Regions from separate parts of the Homo sapiens genome. Here all the other regions are linked to region 2. A link is a contact called in ENCODE Hi-C or POLR2A ChIA-PET data. All regions are on one chromosome and are shown on one strand. Each heading gives the region's core, a stretch centred on a gene start or an enhancer-like site at or near the end of the contact. The rest is flanking DNA. Distances are from core to core; before and after follow the strand shown.

Evidence for each region. A loop is a pair of places that touch in the nucleus more often than their neighbours do. ChIA-PET counts read pairs that join two places held with the same protein, here RNA polymerase II (POLR2A). Pooled maps may share reads with other maps.
Region 1: a map of Calu3 shows a loop between it and region 2 (12-fold over the local background). The contact joins the promoter of RAP1GAP here to the promoter of NBPF3 in region 2. A Hi-C loop is called at or near these places in 3 of 168 maps with a recorded cell type or tissue (Calu3, chondrocyte and naive thymus-derived CD4-positive, alpha-beta T cell) and 7 of 50 pooled maps. POLR2A ChIA-PET finds 5 or more read pairs at or near these places in 2 of 52 experiments (K562 and activated T-cell).
Region 3: a map of CD4-positive, alpha-beta memory T cell shows a loop between it and region 2 (3-fold over the local background). The contact joins the enhancer-like site here to the promoter of NBPF3 in region 2. A Hi-C loop is called at or near these places in 3 of 168 maps with a recorded cell type or tissue (CD4-positive, alpha-beta memory T cell, posterior vena cava and sigmoid colon) and 7 of 50 pooled maps. POLR2A ChIA-PET finds 5 or more read pairs at or near these places in 2 of 52 experiments (WTC11 and activated CD4-positive, alpha-beta T cell).
Region 4: a loop to region 2 is called in a pooled map, with 4 times the contacts of the local background. The contact joins the enhancer-like site here to the promoter of NBPF3 in region 2. A Hi-C loop is called at or near these places in 6 of 50 pooled maps. POLR2A ChIA-PET finds 5 or more read pairs at or near these places in 2 of 52 experiments (AG04449 and WTC11).

What each region holds. Positions count from the first base shown.
Region 1 is chr1:21,668,021-21,670,720 of GRCh38, forward strand. It overlaps RAP1GAP (RAP1 GTPase activating protein), which reads right to left and starts at 1,337. Exons shown (of 25, transcript NM_002885.4): 1 at 1,234-1,337. RefSeq lists a silencer at 1,259-1,408 and an enhancer at 2,057-2,700.
Region 2 is chr1:21,438,743-21,441,442 of GRCh38, forward strand. NBPF3 (NBPF member 3) reads left to right here and starts at 1,395. Exons shown (of 15, transcript NM_032264.6): 1 at 1,395-1,606. RefSeq lists silencers at 999-1,048, 2,014-2,308 and an enhancer at 1,529-2,039.
Region 3 is chr1:21,236,576-21,239,275 of GRCh38, forward strand. ECE1 (endothelin converting enzyme 1) reads right to left here. Exons shown (of 19, transcript NM_001397.3): 11 at 1,559-1,669; 12 at 171-269. Among named protein-coding and RNA genes, the nearest start is that of ECE1, 53 kb to the right of the region's middle. Within about 2 kb of position 1,321, at least 7 of the 41 ENCODE cell types and tissues checked have a DNase peak (open chromatin) inside an H3K27ac peak, as active enhancers do.
Region 4 is chr1:21,254,006-21,256,705 of GRCh38, forward strand. It overlaps ECE1 (endothelin converting enzyme 1), which reads right to left. Exons shown (of 19, transcript NM_001397.3): 8 at 1,942-2,133. Among named protein-coding and RNA genes, the nearest start is that of ECE1, 35 kb to the right of the region's middle. Within about 2 kb of position 1,371, at least 14 of the 41 ENCODE cell types and tissues checked have a DNase peak (open chromatin) inside an H3K27ac peak, as active enhancers do.

The DNA.
Region 1 (2,700 bases), core at 87-2,586, 230 kb after region 2:
CACAGCCCTCAGGGCCCTGTGCCAGTCCAGAAGCCCATTCAGGGACACCTTTGGCCAATGTTCTGTTTCATCTGCGAGGCAACCTTCCCCAGTGCCCCAACCATAGCGTTTTCCCCCAAACACCCTCAGGAAGGAGGGACCACTACCTGTGCAGGGGGGGCCAGGAGCCTCCTGAGAGCCTCATATGGGGAGGAAGTGGTACCATCTCACCCCCATTGCCTTTCTCTCCTACTTCCACCTGGCCAGCTTCCCTCAGTGCCCCTCCTGCCTCAGTGCCCCTTCCCTCAGTGTCCTTCCTGCCTGCCGCCCCAGGGGCCTGACCTCTGACTTGGCAGGGAGGGGAATGGAGCCCGGGGACAGAGGCCAATGAGCCCTGAGAACAGTGGATGTTCTTCCTGACCCCACCACCGGGCCTGTGCTATGACCCCAACAAGGACTCCGAGGGCATGCACAGGCTGGGGTCTGTTATGGTAGGGAGGGGGCCGCTCACCTCCGGAGACTGTGTGTGTGTGCAGGTGTGCGTACACAAGGTTTCTTCCCCAAGCCCAGGCGCCCCGCAGCTGGCACCAAACCCTGCAGGGCACGGAAACCGCCCCGTGAATTCCCACCGAGTCCTCAGATCCTGCCGAGCCAGGGGAGGCGACGAGGGGGCGCCCAACTTCGTGACGCGTGTGCCCCGCTCTGCCGCGGGGGTCAGGGACAGGGGAATGCGTCCTGTCTCTGGGGATGCAAGGACATCACCGCCCTCCCCGCTCAGGGTCCTTGATCTGAGGCCCCCACTTCCCTCCTCTGAGGACAGGAGCGCCACCCTCTGGGGGGCGCTAGGGCTTGGGCCCCTCCCCAGGGATGGAGGAAACGCGCCCACTTCCCACAGTCCCTCCTCTAAACCCCAGGCGCCCCCACCTCGAGGTGGGCGGAAAACTGGACTCCCCACCCACCCAGGGGGGTGGGACCAAAGCCCCCTGGCCGCGGCCTGGACCAAGTCCAACAGGCTGGGGGTTCAGCCGGCTCAGTCCAGGCCTCCCCCCACTTCTCCAGCTGCTGTCAAGACCGGGCTGCGCGAGCCCAGCTGCGCCCACCCCTCGCCCCTGGAGACCCGGGTCCCCCACGCGTTCGCCCCCACCCTCCGTCCCCGCCCGCCCGCGCGGGGTCTTCGCTGCGAGCCGACGGGAGTCTGGACACCTCTGTCCCCTTCCCCTTTCCAGGGCCGCAGCCCTGGCGGGGCGCACTCACCCAAGGGCCTGGGCCGGGGGCGTCCTGGGCTCGGCACTCTGGTGCCCGCGGCCGCCGCTGCAGCTCTGCTCAGATGCGGCCGGCGCTCGCCGCCGCCGCAGTTCGGGGAGGGGGACGTCACATGACCGCGGAGCGCTCCTTCCCCGGCGCCGCTCCCCACTCACTGCGGAGCCCAAGCCGCGGGCGCGGGAGCGGCGGGGAGGCCCCCGCCCTGCCGCCCCGCCCCGCCGCAGGTCCTGGAGGAGGGTTCTCGGTGCCCCCATTTTACAGGTGGGGAAACTGAGGACCAGAGAGGGGCAGGGACTGGCTCAAGGTTACACAGCTAGACAGTGGCAGAACCTGGGCGACAGCCCAGCTGTCCAGGCAACAGCTCATGCTCCAAGGGGACTGGGACAACTTCTGGATCAAGTGGAGACGTCGGGATAGGTGGGGCCCACGGCCCCCATGGGCTCCGCTTGTCTGCAGGCGCGGGAGGAAGGCGCACAGGCTTCGCTGGGCGAGAAAGCTGCTGTGCCCTGGCTGACGCCCTCCTCACCCGGGCGCTCGGCGCGCTTCCTGGCAGAGGCCACGCGGTTGACCCTCGCCAGCCCATTCGCGGCTCTTGGACTTTGTCTCTGGACTGGGCAGCTCGCCCCCGCCCCAGCCTAACCCGGGCCCAGGGCGGGTGTGGGGAGGGGAGCCACAGGCTACGGAGAAGTGGAAGGGAGGCACCCGGAAGAGAGTGGGATCAGAACAAGAGTGAAAACCCAGGCAGGGAGGGGGCGGCAGAGATCACCTCGGCCTGACTTCCAAGGCCCAGGGAGAGTTAGAGACTTGCCCAAGGTCCACAGCAAGTGAGCGGCCTGCCCACTCGAGTCCCTTCTTTGATGGTCAACAGAGCCTGAGGCTCCTGTGCCCCACTCCCCACCAAGGGGGAGCCCTCACCCACACCTCTTTCTGTTCTCCACTGAGCTCCCTCCCCGGGGAACAGCCCACATGAAGCAAAGAAACACGCAGTGGGTCGGCAAGGCCAGAACTGGGGACAACGGGTGAGGGGTATGGTTGGTGGCTCCAAGGTCATGAACTCGTCACAGAACACTCGTGTTCCAGGGGGATCTCTGAAATCTCTGGATCTCACCCCAATGTTCTAAGAACTGGGAAAACAGGCTGCAAAAGGTACAAAGACAGACCTCTTTCTCAACCATTTCGAATTGGTGGGTCAAGCCGACAGGGCCCTCCAAGGTCAACAAGTCCAATAGGCCCACTTGACAGATAATATTTAGGGAGGGGAAAGTCCAAGACATGTACTCAATATATTTCTTGAGCATCTACTGTGTGCTTAAAACCACAACTGTTACTTCCAGCTCCCACTATTTTCCCGGCCACATGGGCTGCATTTCACAAAAGGAAAGATCCGAGGTCTTCAGCAACTCTTACATCAGCCTCTGGAGGATCTGAGACATGCAAGCCTCCGGGTTTTCAGTCCCA
Region 2 (2,700 bases), core at 145-2,644:
CGTGGCTCGTCCTGATCTGTCTTTCCCTAGGGCCTGGGGTGAGGTTCACAGAAGATAATGTGCCTTGAGCACTTGGTGAACTATAAAACTCTAAACCATTGAGGGCCCTAGTTTTATCTGTTCTCCTGGCCCAGAGCAGATTAGAAATAGCAAATTAGTGCGAAGGCAGAGGGTGGCAAACACAGGCCCTTCAGAAGGGCAGTTGGCAGCACTGGGGGAGGTGCCTGAAAAGCACAAAAGCAGGCATTGCAGCCCCATGGTGTCGCCCACCTTGGTGGAGAGATAGGATTGAACTTCTGTGTGAGCTCTTTGGAACGCTCTTCCTGACCCCTAACCAGTTTGGGGCCTGGGACTTGGCACGTGGCTGGCACGTGCCAAATGGGAAGGGAGGCTGGGTGTGGTGGCACACGCCTGTAGTCCTAGCTACTCGGGAGGCTGGGGCAGGAGAATCGCTTGATCCTGGGAGGCAGAGGTTGCAGTGAGCTGAGATTGTGCCACTGCACTCCAGCAAGGGTGACAGAGCAAGACTCGAGGTCAGGAGTTCTAGACCAGCCTTGCCAACATGGTGAAACCCCGTCTCTACTAAAAATACAACAATTAGCCAGGCAGGATGGTGGGCACCTGTAATCCCAGCTATTTGGGAGGCTAAGGCAGGACAATAGCTTGAACTTGGGAGGTGGAGGTTGCAGGAAGCCAAGATCATGCCATTGCACTCCATCCTGGGCAACGAGAGCAAGACTCTATCTCAAAAAAAAAAATAAAAATAAAAAAAGCGAAAACGTACATAAAATATCCCTGGAAGGATTCACAGGAACAGCATCCCACAGATTGCCTACAGGGTGAGACTGGGAGACAGGAATGGAAAAGATGCCTATTTTAACTTTACAATTTTCTGTACTATTTGATTTTTTTTTTTTAATAGATACGGGGCTCTTTCTTTTTCGTCCAGGCTGGTCTCGAACTCCAGGGCTCACGCCTGGCCCTATTTGAATTTCGAACCATGTAAATGTACCATCTTTTCAGAAAAAAATAAAATCCGTGTGGGCACGCGGGGACGCTCCGGGCCTCCGAGGGGGTGTGTCTTCTGCTTCTTTAACCTGGCAGGGGCGGTTCAAGTGGCCGGGGAAATCAGCGATTTGGAGGGTCGAGGGCTGGTGCTTTGAGAGAGACGCGGAGGGCAGAGAGGGATTCCCCGTCCCAGCTGCACTCGGTGCATCACCTAGGTTACTCCTTTTCTCGGCCCGCAGGGCCCCTAACCTGCTCGAACCTGTTGTGCAGTAGAGGCCGCCGAGTCCCTTTAAGGCCCCGCCGCGCCTGCGCCTTGGGTTCTCCTGACGCGGCCCATCCGGACCCTGAGGAGCCAGTGGGCTGCAGGCGCAGGCGCAGGCGCAGGCACAGGCGAGGGGTTGGGTGGCGGTTGAGACAGCGGCGGTACTGGGATGGGTAGGTGAGGATCCCGAGACTGAGTGAGCTTCTGCGCGCGGTGCTTTTGGGAACGCGGGACTGGCAACCTGCGGCGCCAGGAGCTGGGCCGAGGCGCGGCGGCGCGGCTGCGGGCCGCCGTCTGGATGGGAAGTTACGGCGAAGTCCACCCAGCGTTTCTCAGGTGAGGGCGCCGCGCCAGGCTGGACGGGCGGTGAATCCGGGACCGGCGGGCGCACACCTGGGTCGAGGCGCGGCCGTCGCAAGTTTTGTTGCGCGAGCGCGGGGGCGGGTGGGAGGTGGGGGGTGTGGGGGGTCGTGCACCGCCGGGGGCTGAGTTCCCCGCGCTGGATTCTTCGCCTGCCGCTGCCGCCCTCAGCCCAGCTCTCGTGGGCGCTGGGGAAGAAACTCGCTGGCGGGTGTTCTGTGGCATCCCAGGGGGTGGAGGGACGGAGCAGCTTCGGGGGCACGTCCTCCTATATCCTGTAGAGGACACTGACTCCGCACCCCACCCTCGAGGCCGGAAATCGGTTCCCTCTGCGGGCCTGAGAGGCGAGAGCGCTCGCGCCCCTGACTTGCAAAGTTGGGGTCTTTACTGGCCTCCGGGCTTCTGCTCCTGGCGGTGTCTCCAGGCTGGTGATGGGCAAGCCAGGTGTGCCAGGTCCAGGATGCACATGAGGAGCGTTTGTAGCCATCACTGAATCACCTCCTGACTAGCGGGGCAAGCCTCAAATGAACCGCAGGATTTCGGCTAGGTTGGATTGTGGGGTTGCTGTTTGCACTCCGAGGAGTTGCTGTGGTTTCCCTGTGCCTGTCTGTCTGTCTTTCTGGCTTCTTAGATCATCATCTCATGTGGCGTCCTTTCACCGAAGAGTTAACCAAGACGTTTGGCCTAGTTTCCTTGCTTTCCTTCTGTCTTTTGCTGCTAGAGCTGCTTTCGAAAAGAAGTCTTTTCTGGCAGTGGTACCTTTTCTTTGGGTTACGGTGTTGTTCATCCTTTCTTTGCCAAAGGAATGAATCCCAGTGCTTCACGAAGTTAAAGATCTGCTGGTAGTGTTTAATCTGTTTGGAGCTGATATGCGTTAGTAGCTTTCTTTTTGTTTTTAAATTTTATTAGTAAAATTTCACTAGTGAACCAGAAGCTATTTTTTTCTATTCTGAAATGCTGGCTTTAAGATTTCTGATAACTTTGCGTCAAAGAAATCTTGGAAAAGTTACTGAAGTATACAGAAGAAGTTCACAATTTTAAATGTGCAGGGGGCCCGGGCGCAGTAGATC
Region 3 (2,700 bases), core at 71-2,570, 200 kb before region 2:
GAGGCGGAGGTTGCGGTGAGCCAAGATCGCACCATAGCACTCCAGCCTGGGTAACAAGAACGAAACTCTGCCTCAAAAAACAAACAAAAAAACCGGCCTCTCCTTCCCCCACCCTCCTCTATCTGTGCTGGACGCCGCAGCACCCCCTCCAAGTGCCTGGCCAGCCTCACCTTTTCCTTGGCTGATTTTCGGGTTTCCTCATCCATCCACTTCAGGGTGCTCAGGCTTTCCTCAAATGCCTTCTTAATCTCCAGGATGATCTCGGTGGCCTGAGGAGATACACATCACAGCAGTAAGGTCTGCGCACTGGTCTCAGGTAAATGCAACAGGCACCCCGTGCAGAACAATGATGGCCAGAGATTAAACTCAATTTTCCAAGCGTCAGGCTGGGTGAGAAGGGGAGCCACAGCTGTGCTTCCAAACCACGCTCCTAACGTGAACACCCTGCAAGACAGGACTGGCCTTCCACACACAGGGCTCCATGCTCCAATAAGCTTAGGATGAGCTTCGGGAAAGTTGGAAAAGTCTCTGCTGTGGTACTTTTCAGAGCCTTTAATATGGTAATAATAGGCACCGTGATTCTTCCAGAGAGGGGAGAAGACACAGCCTCTCCCAGCCTTATTGCCTTATTGGACCACAGCATTCCTTTTTGATGGAGCGGGCTTTAAGATCTAGAGTACTCATGTTCCGAGGAGCAGCTTCGGAAATACCATGCTCAGGCTGGATATAGACAGGTGTTCTTGAGGGAGACAATGTCATGAGCAGACAAGCTCGAAGATGGAAAGTTGAAGGTTCTAGAGAAGGGGAAGGCAGAGCTGTGCGGCAACAAGAGCAGAGGGGCCAGCAGACCCCAACTCAGACCCTGCCCAGCTGCTCACAGGCCAGTCACTGTAATGGATTTGAATTGCGGTTGGCTCACCTCCGGCTGCAGATGACAGCTACATAATGAATACTATTTGTCATCAAGATTGTAACAATAAAATGACCACTCCCATTAGCTGAACCCTTATTGTATGCCGGTGCCCAGTGTGTGGCATCTCATTTAATCTCTCTCTGTGGGAGGAATGCCCCCGTCTCCACATTGCAGATGATGTAAGAACTGTCCCAGGCCACCCGACCAGCGGTGAGGCCAGGATCTGAGCTTAGGCCGGGCTGTCTCCAAGGCGCTCTGCCATGGCACTCCTCTGCCTGTCTAGAACAAACCTGTCACCCACAAAATAAGAAAAATGTCACCCTCTGGGCCAGAGCTGTTCTGCCAACATTCTCTCTGGGTCGTTCACAGCCCTTGGAGGTGGGGATGGCTGTCACAGCCTTGCAGGCTGCTGGGAGGATCACATGAGCTCGTGCAGATAAGGGCCTGGCACTGAAGAGCTGCCCTCGTGAGACTCCCATTACCCAGGGCTCGAGGAAGTGAAGCCTCTGCATTGAGGCTGTGGCCCTAAGGTCCCCTGCCCAGGAGCAGGAAAGGCCCAGGGTGGGCTGGAGTGTGAACTGGCAGGTCTGTGCAGGCCACAACAAGTGTGACCTCACAGCCTGTGTCCACGGGGAAGGCACTTACTATGCTCTTGCTGTCCTCGGCGAAGGTTGCTTTGACAAACATGGGGCCCAACGCAAAGCCCAGGTTGTTTTCTGTGTCACTCACGCAAAACTTCCAGCGAGGAAGACAGGTCTGGAAAACACAAGTCAGGGGGCTCGCTGGGCCCCAGCCCTTTGTTTCCCAACCCCTTTCTTGCTGGGAGGTAGCACCATGTGGGGCCCATGCTTTGTTCTGGAAGTTCAGGGAGAGCTTTCCGACCCAGTAAAGTTATTTTAGTCACCGGACCAAGAGGCCACTGATACCCTCACTCCCACCCCCTGCCATTTCCTGAATGCCAGGCTCTGTGCTGGGACTTCACAAATAGTGTCCCGTTGAGCCATTCAATGACCCTCGGGGCTTACAAGCCGTTTGACTGATGGGGAAACACACTCGGCACGGAGCAGCTGCTGGCCCAGGGTGCCCCACGAGTGACAAGTGTTGTTGGAATGAGAACTGAGACGTGCCTGACTCCACATCCTATGCTCCTACCTACCCCCATCTCGTCCTGCCTCCTGGGAAGAGCAGGAGTCCTGGAGGCAAAGAGCGGTGGAGAGTGACTGGTCTACCCTGAGTCACAGAAAAAACTGCCCCAGGGCCAGGGCTCCAATGCCATTGAAGATCTCCTCAAATGAGAACACCACAGCAACACCGCAGGACTTTTTTCTTTTTTTCTTTTTTTTTGGCAGGGTCTCGCTCTGTCACCTAGGCTGGAGTGCAGTGGTGCGATCACACAGCTCACTGCAGCCTCGACCTCCCAGGCTCAAGTGATCTTCCCACCTTAGCCTCCCGAGTAGCTGGGACAACAGGTGCAGGCCACTATGCCTGGCTAATTTTTTCTATTTAAAAATTTTTTTTTTTTTTTGTGGAGACATCATCCCACTATGTTGCCCAGGCTGGTCTAGAACTCTTGGGCTCAAGTGATCCACCTGCCTTGACTTCCCAGAGTGCTGAGATTACAGGCGTGAGCCACCACACCTGGCTCACCGCGGGATTGCAATGCCTTGATTCTTTCTTGGTCTTGCCTACAAGCCCCAACAGTCCATACAACCCCTCTGTGCAAACCGGAAATAGGCGTCTGTGGGCTGCAACCTCCTGGGCATGGCCCAGGGACGCGTGCTGGGCTA
Region 4 (2,700 bases), core at 121-2,620, 180 kb before region 2:
TTGCAGTAAGCTGAGATCATGCCACTGCACTCCATCCTGGGCGACAGAGCAAGACTTTGTCTCAAAAAAAAAAAAAAAAAAAAAAAAGAGGAACCACAGTCCCTTGTGAGGGCAAGGGCTATGTCTCATTTGTGTTCTGGCACACAGCTGGGGTGAGTGAACGAGCCAAGCCCATTTTACAAGGAAGGCAGCCAAATTCACATTAGAATTTAATCAGAAATATCTGTAAAAACTCGAGAGAATCCATATATTTCCTAAAGATCTTAATTGAACTTTGGGTACTTAGAACACAGAGGCTGTTTGGCCAGGCGTGGTGGCTCATGCTTATAATCCCAGCACTTAGAGCTCCAAGGGGCTTACAGTCCTCTGAATCTAAGCCCAGGGCTTGTGTACTACAAGCTGCTGAGTCTGCTAAACTCCCCCCACCTTGGCAGCTGTGCAGCTGGGAGGCAGGAAAAGCCTTTCTTCCTCTGCTTGGAAGAAGAGAGCAGAAGCAGTGGTGATAGGATGCCTGGGGGGAACCTGGTGGCCATGCTGGGCTGATGTGCTCAGGGCTCCTGTGCCTTCTCCGCTATTCCTGGCACAGACAGTTGGCATCATGGCCACGGTAGGGGGCTGAGGCACTGCGGGGGCCCCTCAGGCTGAGAAATCGGCTGGAACAAACCAAATTATAATGCACAAACAACATCACCCTCAGCCTCCTGGCCTCAGAGCAGGAAAAGAGTGCCAGATGGTATCTAACAGCAGCTGTTGATCTCCATCCTGGTCTGAGCAGCACCACTGAGCCTCAGGCCAGTTTCTCTGGGAGCTGAAGGGCAGCCAGCACCAGCAGGAGGCCAGGCTCCCCTGACCCTGATCGTGGGCCCTAGCACGGCCTGCATCTCCGCCTGGGACACCCAGTTGGCCTGGAAATGCTCATCTATCGTTAGACTCACCTTCCCTGACTTCTCCCCACCCCTGGCTCCCAGGGCCCGCTGCTTTTGCCCAAAGCACTCAGCAATGAGACAGGGTTGTTTCTAGCTGGTGTCCCCCACTAGCCAGGAAGCACATGAAGCGCAAGGTCCCAAGACGGACCCATATACACCTGTCAGCTGGAGGAGGGTAAAGGGCAGGGACCTAGTGTTCTTCCTGAAAGTAGAAGGAACGGACAACAGGTCAAATTCGGCTGGTCACAAGGTAAGGAAGGAGGGAGATGACACTCTGCGGGAGCCCCTCCTCAGCAGAGAAGCAAGGCCTGGCCACGCATTCCTGGGTGATGTCAAGAAACGGCAAGATCGGTGGTGGCCATTCTGCTGATCCCTCTGCAATGCCAGCTGATGCTCTGGAAAGAAGGAACCAGCAAGCTATTCTCTCTGGACCCTCAAGAACCAAGCAGCCACCAGAGGGCAGCCTTTGGCAGAGGCTGAGCCCTTGGACGTTGGGCTTCTCCAATGGGTGACAGAGAGCATCACAGATCTAACGCCCTGTTGTACAGTGAGCCCATCTGCGGCTGGCTCCTCTGCCACTTAGGAGCCTCCGGACCTTGATCTGGCTCAGAAAAGGGAAAAGTAATGACAGAATCCACACCATGCATTTATTAAGTGCTCACTGTAACCAAGTTCGATGTGCTTGGTGCTGGAGAGACTGGAAAGGCGCTGTCAATGTAAGCTGGTGTGGTCATGACCCCGAGCCTCCAAGTAAACACTATTAATTACAGAGAAGCAGCCTGGTGTCGGCCAGGCGCCTATTTTGGAGTCACTTACTAGCTGTGTGCCCTTCAGCAGGTAACTTGACCTTTCTGAGCATCAGTTTTTCCATCTGTGGACTGGGCATAACAACCATCCTTCCTTTGTCACATAGTTTCAAGGACTAGATGAAATGAGTATAAAAGCCCCCAGTCCAGGGCCCTGTCTGAAACCTGGAGGCCATCCCAGCCTCCCTAGCAGCCGGCGCTCAAGTTACCTGCAGCTCGGCTGCCGTCACTTTGTGGTAGATGAGCTCCTCATCACGGCGCTTCTCCTGTGGGATGGTGATGTTGGCCAGTGCCGTCTCAAAGTCCAAGATCTGCTGCATCTGGGGCCGGATGGCCTCCTCGTCCCCGCCGCCCAGCAGCTTCCCCAGCTGGACCATGTAGTTCAGATATCCGGTCAGCACCTGCAGGGCCCATACCCCAAACTGTCAGTGGCTGCCCCCCCACTATCCACTGGACGAGAGTTGGTGGGGGGCTTGGCCAGCCAAGTCCGGCACAGGGAGCCAGGGGGCTGCACAGTGCCCCCAAGACACCCGTGGGGCCAGGTGTGGTGGCTCACGCCTGTAATCCTGGCACTTTGGGAGGCTGAGGTGGGTGGATCACCTAAGGTCAGGAGTTTGAGACCAACCTGGCCAACATGGCGAAACCCCGTCTCTACTAAAAATACAAAAATTAGCTGAGCATAGTGGGAGGTGCCTATAATCCCAGCTACTCAGGAGGCTGAGGCAGGAGAATCACTTGAACCCAGGAGGAGGAGGTTGCAGTGAGCCCAGATTGTGCGCCATGGCACTCTAGCCTGGGCGGCAGAGAGAGACTTTGTCTCAAAAAAAAAAGAAGAAGACACCCGTGGGAGACACAGCATTGAGAATGATCTCGGGGCCGTGTCTCTCTGCTGCTTCCCTACAGCCTCCAGGAGAAAGCCCAAAGTCTTGGCTCGTCTCACAGGTCCCCACCTGGGCTGGTCCCTGTCT